2 separate regions of the Homo sapiens genome follow, and region 2 is linked to region 1. A link is a loop called in an ENCODE intact Hi-C map of the cell type or tissue named here. Cell type or tissue: dorsolateral prefrontal cortex. All regions are shown on one strand. Each heading gives the region's core, and the rest is flanking DNA. Links, peaks and the distances in the headings are about the cores only.

Region 1 (2,914 bases), core at 108-2,607:
ACAGTGTGGTGGTCCCTTTCCAGCTGCCGGTTCCCTGCAGGCCAAAATCTGAGATCACCATATTTTTTTTGTATACTTTTGCAACAGAGGAATCTGGTTCCATTTTGCCAAGGAGTCTTACCCTTGGAGGAAAGGCAGAGAAAGGGAAGTGACATAGATGTCCCTGAAAAAGTATATTATTTGCAACAAAACCTTATGAAAATTAGTTAGCAATTATAGCGGTGTCACAGCTGTGAGACTCGGCTCTGGTGGCCTCTTGAGACCAGGAGGGAGCCGGGAGCATGACCATCCTGGGTGCAGCTCATTCTGGATTGTGAAACCACACACACTAAAAGGCCTCTAAATATATGTGCTACCAGCCTCCAAGTTTAAAAAATATAATACAAGAAGCTTATTGAGGCTTCCACAAAGGGAACAGCTAGCAAGTCAACGTGGTGAGTGGAGAGGAATCACCTGCTGCCTGGTTTGGAATGGAGAGGCATTGAGGAGGGCGTTCCAGCTGCTTGGAGGATGTGGCATTGTAGGTTCCCTAGGCTGATGGGGAGTCGTGCAGTGAGAGGGAAGAGGGTGGAGAGCCCTTGACTCAAGGGTCCCAGGTGCCAGGCTGCAGGATTTGGTGAGATCCAGTAGACAACAAGGAACCACTGTGGGATCTTTGATTGTGCATGGCATAACAGTGAATTTACAGACAGTGATCTCTGGGGTGGGACTGGAAGGGAAGAGAGCAAACAGGGATATGGAAGCCGGTTATGATGCCTGCACAGGGATCCAGGCCAGCTGTGAGAAGGGGTGGCAATGACGGGGACATCATGGGAGGGAGCTAATGGAGATCCCAGCTGGAGGAGGTGGCTGGTGTGGAGCAGAAGCTGGCCTGGCGTCTGGGGAGCTGGCCGCTCTCCCAGCCCCTGGGGCCTCAGTTATCTTGTTTCTTCAGCTGCTTCCTAAGGAGTTGACTAGAATTAGATGATCCAGTCTTTAAAGGCTGTAATTGTGGACTCTGTCATTTCACATTTATTTTAAGCGGGGATAGTAATCCCAGCACTGTTGACACCGAGTAACTTCAGCGTCCTCGGTTAGTTCTGGATTTTAATGTGCAAAGTCTGACAGTTTCCATCAAGCCAAGTTGGCACGTTTGTGCCACCAGGTGGTGCACATTGTATTTGGAAAAGCTGAGATTCCACCTTTCCCTGATGAGGAAGGTGAAAGTGGTTAAACTTCTGGCTTCCTGCAAAATGGGATCCGTCGATTAGCATGGAAGGCTACGGGAGGGTGCCCAGGGAATGTCTGGATTATTAGGCAGGGCCCTTTGCCTGGGGGAGACTTGTGACGCTGTGTCGGTTCTGCTTCCCCCTGGGCAGGTGGTGGATGTGGCCAAGCTCATGAAAGCCTACATCAGCATGATCGTGAAGAAGCGCTACAGCACGACACGCTCCGCCAGCAGCCAGGGCAGCTCCAGGTGAAGGCGGGACAGAGCCCACCTGTCTTTGCTACCTGAACGCACCACCCTCTGGCCTAGGCTGGCTCCAGTGTGCCATGCCCAGCCAAAACAAACACAGAGCTGCCCAGGCTTTCTGGAAGCTTCTGGTCTGAGGGAGGTGTCTCCGAGGATCCTTTTGCCTGCCGCCTTCATTGATCCTGTATTAAGCTGTCAACTTTAACAGTCTGCACAGTTTCCAAAGCTTTACTACTCTTAGAGGACACATGCCTTAAAAAAGGAGGGGAGGAACCACGCTGCCACCAAAGCAGCCGGAAGTGCCTTAACTTGTGGAACCAACACTAATCGACCGTAACTGTGCTACTGAAGGGAACTGCCTTTCCCCCTTCTGGGGGAGACTTAACAGAGCGTGGAAGGGGGGCATTCTCTGTCAATGATGCACTAACCTCCCAACCTGATTTCCCCGAATCTGAGGGAAGGTGAGGGAGTGGGAAGGGGGATGGAGAGCTCGAGGGGACAGTGTGTTTGAGCTGGAGTGCTGCGGGCAGCCTTTCTCATGGAATGACATGAATCAACTTTTTTCTTTGTTTCATCTTTTAAGTGTACGTGCTTGCCTGTTCGTGCATGTGTTCATAAACTCAACACTTTAATCATGGTTTCATGAGCATTAAAAAGCAAAGGGAAAAAGGATGTGTAATGGTGTACACAGTCTGTATATTTTAATAATGCAGAGCTATAGTCTCAATTGTTACTTTATAAGGTGGTTTTATTAACAAACCCAAATCCTGGATTTTCCTGTCTTTGCTGTATTTTGAAAAACACGTGTTGACTCCATTGTTTTACATGTAGCAAAGTCTGCCATCTGTGTCTGCTGTATTATAAACAGATAAGCAGCCTACAAGATAACTGTATTTATAAACCACTCTTCAACAGCTGGCTCCAGTGCTGGTTTTAGAACAAGAATGAAGTCATTTTGGAGTCTTTCATGTCTAAAAGATTTAAGTTAAAAACAAAGTGTTACTTGGAAGGTTAGCTTCTATCATTCTGGATAGATTACAGATATAATAACCATGTTGACTATGGGGGAGAGACGCTGCATTCCAGAAACGTCTTAACACTTGAGTGAATCTTCAAAGGACCCTGACATTAAATGCTGAGGCTTTAATACACACATATTTTATCCCAAGTTTATAATGGTGGTCTGAACAAGGCACCTGTAAATAAATCAGCATTTATGACCAGAAGAAAAATAATCTGGTCTTGGACTTTTTATTTTTATATGGAAAAGTTTTAAGGACTTGGGCCAACTAAGTCTACCCACACGAAAAAAGAAATTTGCCTTGTCCCTTTGTGTACAACCATGCAAAACTGTTTGTTGGCTCACAGAAGTTCTGACAATAAAAGATACTAGCTAACACGCTGTGTGTTTCCTTTATCAGAGGAGGCTCTAAAAACCATGGAGGGGAGGCTTATTTTTGT
Region 2 (2,914 bases), core at 292-2,791, 98 kb after region 1:
TGGTCTGTGGATCAGTCCTTGATGATTCTTATTTATCTGCCTTGACTCATATCTGGTAGAGCAGAGCCTGTTTTCCTAAATAGACAGTAATATGTTCACCCTCTACAGGAACTCCCTCAGGGAAATCTCAGGACATAAAGCCACTCATACATTTTATCTGCAACCATTTTATCTTGGTGTAGAGTAAGCTAAACATGGACCCAGGAAGCAAGCTGAGCATCTGAGTGTTTTCAGTGTTTCCTCAAATTTGGCCCTAGTCTGGGCACAAGTTATAAGGAATAGACATGTGTGGAAGGCCAAAGGCAAAGCTGAAAGACTTTGCAACTGTCTTTTTCTCACTCCTGGCCCCTCACACACAGATCGTTTCCGCTGTTGACTCATGGGCTTGATATTCATGCAGATGTGGAAATTTCATACTCACAAATTGCAGGAAACCTTTACATTGCAAGAATTCAGTCCTTTAAAAAAATTAAGGTAGTAGAATAGAAAGAATGCCAGCCTAAAGGGCCTCATTTTTGAGCTAGTTCATTCCATTTCCTACCTGTGGAGAAGCCCCATGATAGACTGCATTTGTTTCTGTGGCTGTTGTAATAAATGACCACAAACCTGGTGTTTCAAAACAGCAGAAACATCTTCTCTTAAAGTTCTGAAGGACAGTAGTCCGAAGTCAGTGTCACTGGGCCCAAATCAAAGCGTTGGCAGGGCTGCATTCCCTCTGGAGTCTCTAAGGAAGGATCCATTCCTTGCCTCTTGCAGCTCCTGGGAGTTGCGGGCATTCCATGGCTTGCAGCCGCATCACTGCAATCTGTTTTCATGCTCACCTGACCTTCTCTTCTGTCTATGTCAAACTTCTCCATCTTCCTCTTGTAAGTACACTTACGATTGCATTTGGGGCCTACCTAGATAATCCAGTGTGATTTTCTCATCTCACATTTCTTAACCTAATCACCTCAGCAGAGACCCTTTTTCCACTTGAAGTGACAATCATGGATTCCAGGGATTGTGACTTGGTATCTTTGTGAGCTATGAGTCAGCCTCCTATACCATCTGAACCTCTCTGTCCTGTGAAATGGCAGAAAACATCCTCATACCACAGGGCTTTATAAGAGGTCAATAAAAGCGTCAAATAGAAGGGCCTTCAGCACAGTAGCTGTCTACTTCGCCCAGCTGACATGTCATCAGGGCCACATGGGGTTTGTGTGTTCCTGGGTCAGTCCGTGTTGAGCCCCTTTCTGTGCTGAGGCCCAACCTGGGTGCTGGGCTCCCTGTGGGGAACCAGACCTCTGTCGAGGCAGAGCCTCCCTGCAATCCTGTAGATCAGGCCGTTGTCCAAGGACAGGCTTTCAGTCTTCACCGGATGACAGTGCTCTGAGTGTAGCATTTCTACTGCATGAAAAATTAAAAAAAAAAAAAAAAAAAAGAAAGAAATGGGAATGATTACTCTGTCTTCCTAGAGCTCTGTTTTCTGTGCTGAAGAAACTCTGGTGCCAGCTTCATCCTCCTTCAGTAGAGTCTCTTAGGACAAAGGCCCATTGGGGAGCCCTGTGAATAGTTGGCAGCAGTCCCATCTCGCAGGCCTCCTAGCGCAGGGTGCTGCTGCTGCGATGAATCAGTCTCTGCAGGGCACAGTTTGGCTTCACGTTAGATCCAGATGCAGTTACGGTAACTCCATGGCGTCAATCAGAACTGCCAGCTGCTCTTGTTAGATGCCCCGGCTTATAGCAACGACAATGACAATGAAAGGACGACCAAGTCAGCAGTCTCCTCTCCTTCCCTCTCTTCCAGCTTCTCTGCTTCCCACGTTTTCTCGCTAAAAATATGAAACTTTTATTGTTGAGAGTTTAATTGTATCCTTCCCCCAGTTATTATTTTTGTTTTATTCTCTTAGAAAATTTTTAAGTGTACAGTATTGTTTCCCGTGCATGTTGTTGTATAGCAGATCCCTAGAGCGTTTTCATCTTTGATGACTGCAACTCTGTTCCCATTGAACAGCCAAGTCCCCCTTTCCCCTGTTCCCCCTTCCTCCAGCCCCTGGCAACTACCATTCTACTTTCTGCTTCTATGACTTTGACGACTCCCAGTTACAATCTTTGATACCATCTTAGGTGCTTAATATGAAATAGATGGATGAGGCCGGGTGCAGTGGCTCATGCCTCCGCATGACCTCAGCACTTTGGAAGGCCGAGGCAGGTGGATCACTTGAGGTCAGGAGTTTGAGACCAGCCTGGTCAACATGGTGAAACCCTGTCTCTACTAAAAATACAAAAAATTAGCCGGGCGTGGTGGTGGGCACCTGTAATCCCAGCTACTGAAGAGGCTGAGGCAGGAGAATCACTTGAACCCAGGAGGCAGAGGTTGCAGTGAGCTGAGATCACGTCATTGCACTCCAGCCTCGGTGACAGAGTGAGACTCCATCTCAAAAAAAAAAAAAAAGTCAGTGATATCATCTTGTGAGTGAATGTTTGTGAAACCTGTGGGAGCCCATGTCTATTTTGTATTGCCTGTGAACATCCTCTCGCTGGGATGGATTTCTCTCTCTCCCTCTCTTTGTCATTGTTATGTACCTTGAGTGTGTGCTTCCCTGCGTTAATGCCTTTGTCTGAACTCTGGGGAACTCTTCTATGGCCTGGAAAACTCCTCCTGCATCCTGAAACTTTTCCATGACTAGCTTCATTCTCTCTCATTGAGATAGAACCAGTCATATCTGCCCCCCGCTTTCTTTTCTGTTTGTTTGTTTGTTTATTTTTAGAATTGGGGTCTCACTGTGTTGCCCAGGCTGGAGTGCAGTGGTGTGATCATAGCTCACTGCAGCCTCGAGCTCCTGGGTCAAGTGATCCTCCTACCTCAGACTCCTGAGTGGCTAGGACTACAGGTGCATGCCACCACACTTGGCTAATTTTCTTTTTTAATTTTT

The links. Peaks named below come from ENCODE experiments on the same cell type or tissue, not always from the same donor. Only the 100,000 strongest peaks of a DNase experiment are listed, where the experiment ranks them.
Region 2: a loop joins it to region 1, with 2.3 times the contacts of the local background. A loop is called at or near these places in 7 of 110 quality-filtered maps.

The regions. Positions count from the first base shown.
Region 1 is chr5:16,665,238-16,668,151 of GRCh38, reverse strand. MYO10 (myosin X) reads left to right here. Exons shown (of 41, transcript NM_012334.3): 41 at 1,359-2,914. The coding sequence ends at 1,460. Among named protein-coding and RNA genes, the nearest start is that of RETREG1, 50 kb to the right of the region's middle. In dorsolateral prefrontal cortex, for the core only: a CTCF peak has its summit at 1,121; DNase peaks (open chromatin) are centred at 847 and 1,151; H3K4me3 peaks cover 589 bases; H3K27ac peaks cover 2,500 bases.
Region 2 is chr5:16,567,794-16,570,707 of GRCh38, reverse strand. The region is part of intron 2 of RETREG1 (reticulophagy regulator 1); the gene reads left to right. Among named protein-coding and RNA genes, the nearest start is that of RETREG1-AS1, 47 kb to the left of the region's middle. In dorsolateral prefrontal cortex, for the core only: a CTCF peak has its summit at 1,600; DNase peaks (open chromatin) are centred at 1,277 and 1,587; H3K4me3 peaks cover 411 bases; H3K27ac peaks cover 2,500 bases.